3 separate regions of the Homo sapiens genome follow, and regions 1 and 2 are each linked to region 3. Evidence: chromatin contacts called from ENCODE Hi-C or POLR2A ChIA-PET data. All regions are on one chromosome and are shown on one strand. Each heading gives the region's core, a stretch centred on a gene start or an enhancer-like site at or near the end of the contact. The rest is flanking DNA. Distances are from core to core; before and after follow the strand shown.

Region 1 (3,960 bases), core at 239-2,738, 770 kb after region 3:
AGTTAAGCTGAAAGATGAGTTTTATTACTGCATTTTTCATTAGTAGAAATTACATTTAGTTCTTTTTTCAACCTGCTGTGTAGCTCTGTCACTTTTTAGACTCCTGATCTCTGAACATATCTTTAAATCTGTCTTTTATTTACTTAAACTCAGCCCAGTATAGTTATCTTAATGATCTATGACTGGTTTTTCAAGCTTTTGTAGGTTTATTTCGAGGTTCTATCATTCTGCCAATTCTTGCTCAGGATGTCCTACTTCCTTGTACAGCTGGTTATCTTTGACAATGAATTATTCATTGACCATGAAACTGTACTGGTAGAACTTTTTAAGCTAAAAATGAAAGTATACTCCAGAGAATATCTGCATTTGTTTACCAGACCATTTTCAATTCATGCGTTGACAAATAACCCAATTCTAAAATGGACAAAAGAATTAGACATTCCTGCAAAGAAGACAGACAAATGGCCAATAAACACATTAAGAAGCGCTCAATGCCACTGATCATTAGGAAAATGCAAATCAAAACCATAATGAGATACCACTTCACACACACTAATCAAAAAGACAGACAAAAAATAAGTGTTGGTGTGGCTGTAGAGAAACTGGAACCCTCATAAATTGCTTATGAGAATGTAAAATGGTGCAGCTGTTTTGGAAAACACTTTGGCAATTCCTCAAACACTTCACACAGAGCTACCATATGACCCAGGAATTCTAATCCTAAGTAAATATACCTATGAGCATAGAAAACATATTTCCACACAAAAACATTTTACACAGATGTTCACAGCAGCAGTATTCATGATGGCCAAAAAGTAGAAACAAATCCAAATGTCCATCAATTGATGAATGAGAAAACAAAATGTGGTATACAGCCATATGATGGAATACTATTCAACCATAAAAACAAATGAAGTACTGATTCACACTACAACACAGATAAATCTTGAAAACATTATGCTAAGAAAGAAGTGAGACATAAAAGACCACATATTGTGTGATTCCATTTACATGAAATGGCCAGAATAGGCAAATCCACAGAAATGGAAAACAGATTAGTGGTTGCCAGTGACTGAGAAGGAAGAGGCAAATGGGGAATGGCTGCTAATGGGTACAAGGTTTTTTTAGGAGGGTGACAAGAGTGTTCTAGAATTATATAGTGATAGTTGCACAGCTAAATGAATATACAAAAAAAAACCCCACTGAATTGTACATTTTAAAGGGGTGAATTTTATGGTATGTTAGTATCTCAAAAAAGAAATGATTTTTTAAATTTACATCTTGAAATATTTTTGACCACCAAGGTAATATAAAACTTCTCCCCATGGTCTGTTTGGTGGTCACAACTTCCCAAGGACAGGATTTTTTTCCTTTCTTGTTTTACCTGGCATCAAGACAACTTTCCTTGCACTCCCTTCAAGGAGGTAGAGTGAGTTTTTCGCCCTTCTCGTGACATCACAGCCCTTTGTGGTCCCAGAATTAGCCTCTTAGCCTACATTGAATGAGCCCTGGGCTGACTTCCAACTATCCTTGGTGACATGCAAATATACCAAGTGCCTATTCAAATGCATCAAGTTTCCCCTGTTTAGCAAATGCTCTCAAGGCAAGTAAGACTTAAAGGCTCCTTTAGTCTCTCATACGTTTAGCTTTCTCTTAGATTTTGGCATGTTAATTCCTATCTTTTGAATTGTTTTTTTAAATACAGCATTCTTAGCTGTTCTCAGCTAAGGTTGTCCAATACCTCACAACTTACACTGTTCCCAAAATGCAAATCCTATATTTATTTTTCAAGTTAAAATTAATTCTAGTAAGTTAGGAAAGGATTTGCAGCCTGATATAGTCTACATTAGAGTAGCTTCAGTATTATTTATGACTTCAGGTGATTACAGTAGATATTTAAGAATTAAATAACACATTTTATTACTTTTTAAAAAGAAAAAAATTAAACATTAATTTGAGGAGCAGTCTAATTTAAAAGAAGCATGGGTGGATAACTTGTTCTCTCAAGTATCAAGGTTCTTTAAACAGCTAAAGTAAATAAGACTGTGGTAAGATACATAAACAGATCTGTTTTAGAAAGAGTAGCTTGGAAACGACCACACATGTATGGAAACTTGATCTATGATACTTGTAGATCACTGAAATGAAAAACAGAATATTCAGTTCTATAATGCTGGGAAAAACTGATTAGCCATATGGGAAAAAAAGAAACTGGACCCCCACTTCACACCATACAAAAATCAGTTCTACATGGATTAAGGACACAAATATGAAAGGCAACTTTTTAAATAGATTTTCTTTTTTAGAGTAGTTTTAGAATCACAGTAAAATTGAGAAGGTACAGAGATTTCCCATATACCCCCCTGCTTTTAGTAGAAAATATCAGACTATATTTTTATAATCTCAGGGAAGGTAAAGATTTGTTAAACAAGATGCCAAAAGCACAAACCATAAAACAAAAAGTTGACAGAGTCAACTATATTCAACTATATATAAAACGTGTTAATCAAAAGACACTATAAAGAAAGTAAAAGACAGGCTGCTCACTTGGAGAAAAAGAAATGTGCCACGTGCATAACTGACAAGGGATTCACATCCAGAATATATAAAGAGCTTCTATTACAGAAATCCATTTTTAGACCGAGTGCAATGGCTCATGCCTGTTAATCCCAGCACTTTGGGAGACTGAGGCAGGTGGATCACCTGAGGTCAGGAGTTCGAGACCAGCCTGGCCAACATGGTAAAAACCCGTCTCTACTAAAAATACAAAAAATTAGCCAGGCATGGCGGCATGCACCTATAATCCCAGCTACTCAGGAGGCTGAGACAGGAGAATCGCTTGAACCCGGGAGGCAGAAGTTGCAGTGAGCCAGGATCATGCCATTGCACTCCAGCATGGGCAATAAGAGCAAAACTCCGTCTCAAAAAAAAAAAAAATCTATGTTTTAAAGTAAAAAAACAACAACAAAAAAATGGCCAAAGACATAAACACCCACAAAACATAAACAATGAAAGGTTCAACATCATCAGTAATTAAGGAAATTTAAATTAAACCCCCAATGGGATACCATTTCTCACCCGATTGTCTAAAAGAAAAAAAATTCAGGTAATTACGAATGTAGAAGTGTCTTACATGTTGCTGAAAAAGGGAACAAAATGAACACTTACATCCCGCTTGTGAGGCTATAAACTGGTACAGCCACTTTATAAAACAATCCGGTGTTTTCCAGCAAAACTGAAGGTTTTTAAAACCATGAACACAAAGAGACATGAGTTAGAAGGGTCACTTAAAAACAGATTTTAATGGAAAAAAGTAAAAATTAAATTTAAAAGCAAAAAAATAAAAAAAAAGACTGAAAACATCCTAAATATCCATCCGCAGGATAATGGATAAAGAATGGTAAAGTCACACAATGAAATTATGCGCGGCAATAAAAAGTGAACAAACTACAACACATCAGCATGAAGGAATCTCACAGAATGTGCAAAAGCAAAGCCATAGGATTCACATAGTAGAATATCATTTATACAGAGTTCCAAAGTAGACTAAACAACACAGTGTTTGGAATGCATAGACATGTGGTAAAACCATATAGAGAATCAAGGAGAGTGGAAAGAAAAAGATATAATCAGGGAGAATACACAGGTTGGCTTCAAAAAATGTTGGTTATGTATATTTCTTAAGCAATACATAGGCACGGGGCTATTTATTTTATTTGTATTCTCTGAATCTGTAGATGTGTCAAAAGTACTATTTTGCACATATGAAATAATTTCTCATTTAAGAAGTAAATAAATACATGGTTGTGGTACAAAACATTAAAAATTCAGAAAACTATATGAATAAAATAAAAATTATCCATAATTATATTACCCTGAAATAACTATAGTATTTGAAGGAGGTAAATATACTTAAATGATGTGCCTTTCTTCTATTCTTTATTTTTATTTAATCTGTTT
Region 2 (4,251 bases), core at 1,639-4,138, 800 kb before region 3:
AATCAGAGTAGCTGATACCTAGAGTAATTGTCCTATGCCAAGTGCAATTCTCAGCATTTTACTTTAGTCCTCAAACAATGGCACCATGAAGGAGGAACTATAAAGGTCCCTATTTCACAGACGACAGAACTGAGACACAACAACACAGCTCACTGGTGACAAGGCTGGAAACGAGACCTGGCGTTAACCCCTTGGCTGTTTGATTAGTAATTATTCTTATTTTTTAAATAAAAAGTCATTCTGATGGCTTCTTCCAACACACGAATGGGCCCCTGGGCCACCAGGGTGTGGCTGCCCTGCTTTGCAGACCAGTGTTCTGGAGTTCCGGCTCTAAAAATGTGGTGTATGAGTCACCCAGCCTCAGAATCCCTTGGGGTATCTGTTAAAATGCAGGTGTCTGGGCCCTGCCATGGGCCTATAGAATCACAGTCTCTGGCGGATGGCACCAGAGTCTGCATTTTGTCAGCATCTGGGCTGGTTCTGATGTGCTTGAGGTTGCAGGGGGGCTGCTGAACAGGATGCACGCTCGCCTCTGGCACCTGCCCTCTGTCCACCCCGGCCCCGCCCCCTCTGTCCACCCTAGCATGAGCCCTCCGTCCACGTTTGGACACCTTCCTACCTCAGCCTCCATTCCATCTACTTTTGGCAAAAATCTCTTAAGAATCAAAAAACAAGAGTTTTATCCTCTCCGTATCCTCAGCCGGCAAGGTAGATAATTATCCCGTTATACAGATGAGAAAATGAGGATGACTTGCTGATGTCACACAGCTAGAGCAGAGCCTCCGGAGAGGAAACCTGTTGGTATCTTGATTTTAGCCCTGTGAGACCCAAGTTGAACTTCTAACCCAGAGACCTTCTAGCTTTGAGCACTACATTTATGGTCACTTTCTTTTTTTTTCTTTTTGAGATGGATTTTCCTTCTTTTCGCCCCGGCTGGAGTGCAATGGCGCAATCTCGGCTAACTGCAACCTCCGCCTCCCAGGTTCAAGCGATTGTCCCGTTTCAGCCTCCCGAGTACCTGAGATTACAGGCATCTGCCACCACTCCCAGCTAATTTTTGTATTTTCAGTAGACATGAGGTTTCACCATATTGGTCAGGTTGGTCTTGAACTCCTGAACTCAGGTGATCCACCCGCCTCGGCCTCCCAAAGTGCTGGGATTACAGGCGTGAGCCACGGCGCCCAGCCCCTGTGCATCTCTTTTGCCCTATGGCTGACTCTCAATCCTCCCCACCCGGTTGACAGTCATCTCTGCAACTCTCCCTCTTTTCCACTTGCAACTTCCAACCTCCCCAAGTGCTGAGCACTCCAAGTAGTCTTTCTAATCCTCTCCCTGCTTTCTCTTAGCTGTCCATTATGTAGATAAACTTAAATTTTCTGCTTACTTTATGTCACTTCCTACAGCCACAATAGGAAAGTCTGATGCCAACGTTGGCTACTCTCTTCATTACTGGGTTCTATTGACTCGCCTTTAACCGCTGAGCTTCCACTGGGAGTTATGTGCCTGTTTCTGACTTCTTCACTATATGGTGTCTCTAATCTCCATCCTCTGCAGCTTCTACTGCAGGGCCTCTGCCCTGGCTGTTCCCTCTACCTAGAAAGCTCTTCCACCAGATATCTGAATAGCTTACTCCTTCATGCCTTACGGGCTTTTGCTCAAGTATCATCCAATTTAAAGTTAAAATCACCCACCACTGCTGCATGCTCCTAATCCTAGGCATTTTTCCTAGGCATTAATTTTTCCTATGGCATTTACCACTATGTGGCATACTATATATTTTACTATTTACTTGTTTCTTGTAAAATGCATTAGGGAAAGGATATTTATTTTGTTTTTTAAATTTTTATTAATTTTTTTTTTTGAGACAGAGTCTCGCTCTGTCACCTAGACTGGAGTGCAGGGGCGTGATCTCACTGCAACCGTCGCCTCCCAGGTTCGAGAGATTCTCATGACTCGACCTCCCAAGCAGCTGGGATTACAGATGCCCACGATGATGCCCGACTAATTTTTGTATTTTTAGTAGAGATGGGAGTTTCACCATCTCTATCCTATGTGTGATACTGTCCTATCGTGTGATTTCATGTGTCATGTACACTAGATGCCAGATTTGTTAACAGAGGTCGATAGTGCTAAGACTTTCTATTACCGTGTTGCAGTGATGATGAAAAGGAAGAAGTATACCTGTTGTGTGTTCATAAGGGAAATATTTTTAGTGTTTCACAACTAAAATCCCTAAATCAATCTGGAGCAGAAAAAAAATCATCCATTTCTCCAGTTCAGAAAGATGCAGTATTTTGAGCACTTGTTAATGAAATTTCCAGAAACAGAAGGGATTGTTGCCATTTTTCTGATGTCCTGGAGGGTGTAACAAATGAGGAACTTTACCAATCAGCTTCAAGATGAGGAATTTAAGACATTTGGCATCATCACAAGTCACAGGTCATCAGAAAAAGACAGGTTTAGAAGACTCGTTACACACATACTCCCAGATGTGCAGGTTAAATTCCAGAAGCTGAATAATAACTGAAATATTTGTGCAAATGTATATGTCAACTTCCCAGTTCCAAATACCATTCCAGTTTTTAGAACCATAAAGTTCTTCCCAGTTATAAATTTTGCATAATTTAAATATTTTATATTTTCACGATTGTCCTAATTCTTTGACAGTAGGGGTCATTGTCTTAAGTTGTTGACAAGCGCCTCATAACGGGTATTCAAAAATTTCTTTCAAGTAAAATATTTATAAAGTTCACTTTATGCTTATAAACTGCTGCGTTGCCCTAGACCGCCCGCACAAGCCCTTGGAGCACAACTTGGTCAGCGCAGAATTTGGTTCCTATCAGCTTCCGTAGCGTCCCTAACGACTTCCGCCTCTGGCGGGCCGCAGTGGTGGAGGAACTTCCGGCAGCGGCAGCTCAAGTGGCCAAGGCAAGATGGTGAGTGACTAAGGGTTTCTTTCCGCTGGTCGTCGCGGTGCGATGGGGTCTCAGCAGCCTGAGGCGAGAGAAAGAGGCGGCTGCCCGAGGAACTGGGACAGCCCTCTTCTCCTTTTGCCGGCCTGATCTTCTCGGCGGGTGGAGGCTCCCAGAGACCGCGCTCATGTCCACCGCGGGCCGGGGCCGACCAACGGGCCTTGCCCGGGGATCCTGGGGCCGGGGCTCAGAGCAGAGAGAGGGTCTCCTGCGTGGTCTTGTGGGGCGGCAGAACGGATCAGGCCGCTGGCTTTGCTGCTCCGCCGACCAGGGCTTTGCTGATCGGCGCTGGGAGTTTCGGGGGCGCCTCCTCGAGTCACCGGGAAAAATGCTTTTTGAGTCGGGCAGGTGAAGGGTGCTGGAGAAGAGGGTGGGATTCATTCCACCTGAGGAGTTGAGCGCGGAGTCGTGGAAGGCCTTTCGGAGCTGGGGGCATTTGAAGGAGGCCTTAAAGACGTTGTTATGACAGGCGGAGCTAAGACGGAAAGGGCCCGTGGTGCAGTAGTAATAATAAAAACAGCTAGCATTTATTCATCAATTCACTAAACAAGTATTTACTGAGCACTTGGTGTTTTGTTGTTGTTGTTAAACTTTTGGCTAGCTTCTGTTGTAGACACTGAGGATTGATTGAAGTCCCTGCCTTCATAGTGCGTACATTCTAGAGCAGAAGGCAGACAATCATCAGAAATATGTAATATGATGTCAGGGGTGGGGTGGTCATTGTTGTATGGTTATTGTATAGAAAGGGATAGCTTGGAGGAGTGGCTGCTTTTTATAGAGTCAGCGAAGGTAGCTCTGAGGAGGTGAAATTTGAGCGGACCGAAATTGAGGGAGTAACCCCTGCAGATGTCTGAGGGAAATGTGGTCAAGGCAGAAGATACAGCAAGTGCAAAGGACCTGAGATGGGAATGTTTAACCTGTATCATGAACGGCAAGAAGGCCAGATCTCATAGAGGTCTTTTTTATTTTAATTTTAATTTTTATTTTTTTGAGACGGAGTCTTGGTCTGTCGTCCAGGCTGGAGTGCAGTGGCGCGATCTCCGCCTCCCGGGTTCAAGCGATTCTCCTGCCTTAGCCTTCCAAGTAGCTGCGACTATAGGCGCCCGCCACTACGCCCGGCTAATTTTTGTATTTTTGTAGAGACGGCGTTTCACTCTGTTGGCCAGGCTGGTCCTGAACTCCTGACCTTATGATCCGCCCGCCTCGGCCTCCCAAAGTGTTGGGATTACAGGCGTGAGCCACCGCGCCCGGCCTCATAGAGGTCTTATACGGATTTCTG
Region 3 (3,770 bases), core at 461-2,960:
GAACTGACGGACAGAGCTAACTTTCCAATCTGTTCAAAACAGAAACAAGATGTACTAGTGGACACCTGAATCCTGCCGTTTAAGCTTTTGTGCCTTCACAATTAAATAATAACCCGGCCGGGCACGGTGGCTCACGCCTGTAATCCCAGCACTTTGGGAGGCCGAGGCGGGCGGATCACTTGAGGTCGGGAGTTCGCGACCAGCCTGACCAACGTGGAGAGGACCGCCCCCCCCACCCCGCCCCCACAAAAAATACAAAATTAGCCGGGCATGGTGGCGCATGCCTGTAATCCTAGCTACTCCGGAGGCTGAGGCAGGAGAATCGCTTGAACCCGGGAGGCGGAGGCTGCGGTGAGCCGAGATCATGCCACTGCACTCCAGCCTGAGCAACAAGAGCGAAACTCTGTCTGAAAAAAAAAAAAAAAAATCCCAATATGCCAAAGCAGCTCTGTCAAAAACCTTCAACGCTCACAAACATATCTAGTAATAACGAACGACTCATTAAAATGTACTATCTGTTCAGAGAAAAAAGTATTAATATATCTACAATACGAGACTGGGCTCCAAGAATATAAATCCAAATTGTACTGATTGGTCTGAATAAGCATTTTCCAAAATGAACAACCTGAACCTACACCACGAATACATTTAATTAGTTATAAAGCTTAGGACAACGCTAGTGATCTCAAACATTAGAACGTAAGCGCTGAAGCCTGCTCGTTAGTTCCTTTTACCTGGAGCTTTAAATTTCTAAAGCCATCATCTCCAGGGACCTCTGAAGGAAATTCAAGGCCAAGTATAGTATTTCATGATAAGTGAGAATAAAGGCACTCAATCCCTGGAGCCGGCGATTCCTGTTCCTGTCTCTAGACTGGACTCGGTAAAAGCCCGAGGCGAAACCTCCCGTTTATCTCCTACAGGACCCCAGCACCTTAGGGGATGGCTCCACAGAGCCCCACCGGGACCCCCCATCGCGGGGACCAGAGGGGCGGAGGAGGGAGACACTCTCCAAAACAAAGCGCCGCTCGCCCCACGCGGAGGCAGGCGCACCTTTCGCCCTGACAGGACGCAGACACACGTGTGTCACCTGTGCGGGAAGGGGGAGCAGCGACATCCTCGGAGGTGCGTGCCACGGGCAGCGGTCGGCGGCTGCGCTGGCCCCGATGCCTGGTGCCCGCCGCTCATTCCCGGGCTGGGGAAAACTTTCGGCCGCCTCCCCCAAGGCGCGCCCCCACCTCCCGGGACCCCCGGGGCACGCGCCCCGACCGCGACGCCCCGCCCCAGGCCCGCCCCTCCGCGCCCACGGCTGCGGCCCCGCGCCCCCAGCCCCGCGCGGGCACCCGCGTGCCCTCAGGCGCGCCCCCGCGCCGGGCCCGGCCGGCAGAGGGCGGGGTCGCTCACCAGTCCGCAGCTCGTGCTTGACAGTGAGGAGCTGCTCTCCTCCGTCGCCGCCGTCCGCGCTGGTCCCCGCGGCGCCGCCGCTGCTGCCACCCTCCTCCTCCATCTTCTCCTTTTTTTCCGATCCCGCGGGTCGCTACGAGGGGAACCCAGGAGACAGCGGACGCCCGTCCCCTCGCAGCCGCTGCCGCGGCCCCAGGAGTCGGGGTGCGGCGGCTCCAGAACTCGGACGCAAAGACGAGTCTCTTTCCCGCTCTGGCCGCACGGCTCGCTCCTCGCCTCCTCCCCCTTCGGCGGGCACCGCTAGTACCGCGCAACCAAACCGCCCCCTGCTCCACCGCCGCCTCCTCAGGCCGCTCCGCCCACAGCCAGCAAGGTAAGGGAGCCATTCGAGCCGCCTTCGCTGATTGGACACAGGGCGCGCGCGTCTGCCAACGCCGGTTCCCATTGGGCAGTACGCTGTGACGTTTCACGAGCCTCCCCGCCTCGCTCCTCGAATTGTTGTTGCTTGGCGGGGAGGCAGGAGAGGGAGGAGCGCCGCCACTCCGATTGGTGAGACCCAAAGCTCTGCCCCGCCCATTTCCTCTGGTGCGCACTCGCAGTCAAGACCTTCCCTTCCCTGACCTCCCCAGAACGGTCACACCCCTTATTCCCCAGCTTCGATCTGTTAGTAAACAGTGTCTAGTAGTCAGGAGGCGCTCGGGGTCTCTGATTGGCTACTGCCGAAAGAGGCGGGGAGGGATGATTGGAACGTTTGGTCCGCCAATCACCGTGGACAGAGGAGGGGCCTGGAGGGTAGCGCTTATCACCCACGTGTTTGCAGACAAACCTAAGGGTCCCGGCAGCGATCCATGCGTGTGTGACAACCAGCGAGACGGCGTGCCCTAAAAAGGTCTTACTCGCTCTAGTGAACCCTAAACAAGTTAAGCAGAGTGTTTGTTCTTAAATAACAGATAGTTCTTAAACGTTACAAAAATTCACAGTCCCAGCTCCCGATGAGGAATTTTACGAAGGAGAGACATTTCTGTTTCGTACAAGACTCTTACTAGGCGCCGAAAGGATGCAGAGATTAACAAAATAGAATACAATTCCTCCCCTAAGCAGCTTTCAATAGAACGTGAGAAACAATCTGTGTGTGTACACAAAAGAACTATAAAGCAGAATTTGAAATAAAGCAGTCGTACAAAGCGTTAGAGAATCTCGCACGGATGGCAATAATTATTCCCAGACGAGGAACTGGGGAAAGCTTTTAGGGCAAGGAGGCATTTGAGATAACCAACGTAAAGGATGGATAAGAGAGAAATACCAGCAATAGACATTCCACACAGAGAGAGTAACTGTGAGCATTGGCCTACAGCAGAGAAGGCAAGGGTGGGTTAAGTGATTGATAAGGTTAGATGAAAGTATGATGTAAGAGATACAGCTGACAAGGTGAGGTGTGGTAAGATAATGGGGAACTAGGGATGCTGTGCTGAAGAGTGCAGATTTTTTTTAGTACACAGTGATGAACTGAAAAGAGGAGAGAGATAGCAGGGCAGGAATCCTGCTGCAAGGATAGAACTAAAGGGAACCTGATTTCTAGTAGCAGACACGAGAATGGGAAAAAGCAGAAACTTAAAGATGTACAGTTGGACGTAATTCAGATAGATGTGATCTTTTAAACTAAGCATGGATTGGATCAGGAGTCAGCACACTTTTTTCTATTAAGGGCCAGATAGTAAATATTTTAGGATTTGCAAGCTGTATGACCTTTTTCACAACTACTCAGCTCTGCCATTGTAGCGCAAAAGCAGTCATAGACAATAAATAAAAGAAGTAGCTGTGTTCCAATAGAATATTTTTTATGGACATTGAAATTTGAATTTCACATAGTTTTCATGTATCGTAATATATTCTTCTTTTAATTATTTTTGAATCACTTAAAAATATAAAAACAGGTCAGGCGCAGTGGTTCACACCTGTAAGCCCAGCACTGTGGGAGGCTGAGGCAGATGGATCACCTGAGGTCAGGAGTTCAAGACCAGCCTGGCCAACATGGCAAAACCCTGAATCTACTAAAAATACAAAAAATTAGCCAGGCATGGTGGTGGGCGCCTGTAATCCCAGCTACTCAGGAAGCTGAGGCAGGAGAATTGCTTGAATCTGGCAGGCGGAGGTTGCAGTAAGCCGAGATCACACCATTGCACTTCAGCCTGGGCAACAGAGCGAGACTCTGTCTAAAAAAAAAAAAATATATATATATATATATATATATATATATATATATATATATATATATATATAAACAATCCTTAGCTCAAGGGCAGTTAAAAAACAGGCAATGAGCCAGATTTGGCCTACAGGCCATAGTTTGCAGACTCCTGGATTCGACT

The links. A loop is a pair of places that touch in the nucleus more often than their neighbours do. ChIA-PET counts read pairs that join two places held with the same protein, here RNA polymerase II (POLR2A). Pooled maps may share reads with other maps.
Region 1: a map of B cell shows a loop between it and region 3 (6-fold over the local background). The contact joins the enhancer-like site here to the promoter of RPS6KA5 in region 3. A Hi-C loop is called at or near these places in 1 of 168 maps with a recorded cell type or tissue (B cell) and 7 of 50 pooled maps. POLR2A ChIA-PET finds 5 or more read pairs at or near these places in 1 of 52 experiments (activated CD4-positive, alpha-beta T cell).
Region 2: a loop to region 3 is called in a map of ascending aorta, with 2.8 times the contacts of the local background. The contact joins the promoter of PSMC1 here to the promoter of RPS6KA5 in region 3. A Hi-C loop is called at or near these places in 1 of 168 maps with a recorded cell type or tissue (ascending aorta), 2 of 37 single-sample maps with no recorded cell type and 11 of 50 pooled maps. POLR2A ChIA-PET finds 5 or more read pairs at or near these places in 1 of 52 experiments (H1).

Annotation. Positions count from the first base shown.
Region 1 is chr14:91,829,468-91,833,427 of GRCh38, forward strand. The region is part of intron 1 of TC2N (tandem C2 domains, nuclear); the gene reads right to left. Among named protein-coding and RNA genes, the nearest start is that of TC2N, 36 kb to the right of the region's middle. RefSeq lists a silencer at 85-285. Within about 2 kb of position 1,489, at least 7 of the 41 ENCODE cell types and tissues checked have a DNase peak (open chromatin) inside an H3K27ac peak, as active enhancers do.
Region 2 is chr14:90,253,665-90,257,915 of GRCh38, forward strand. PSMC1 (proteasome 26S subunit, ATPase 1) reads left to right here and starts at 2,889. Exons shown (of 11, transcript NM_002802.3): 1 at 2,889-2,936. The coding sequence starts at 2,934. RefSeq lists enhancers at 2,535-3,064, 2,940-3,179, 3,065-3,592.
Region 3 is chr14:91,058,931-91,062,700 of GRCh38, forward strand. RPS6KA5 (ribosomal protein S6 kinase A5) reads right to left here and starts at 1,711. Exons shown (of 17, transcript NM_004755.4): 1 at 1,402-1,711. The coding sequence starts at 1,504. It also overlaps a transcript of DGLUCY not described here. RefSeq lists silencers at 1,164-1,233, 1,304-1,433, 1,804-1,863, 2,084-2,213 and an enhancer at 1,441-2,021.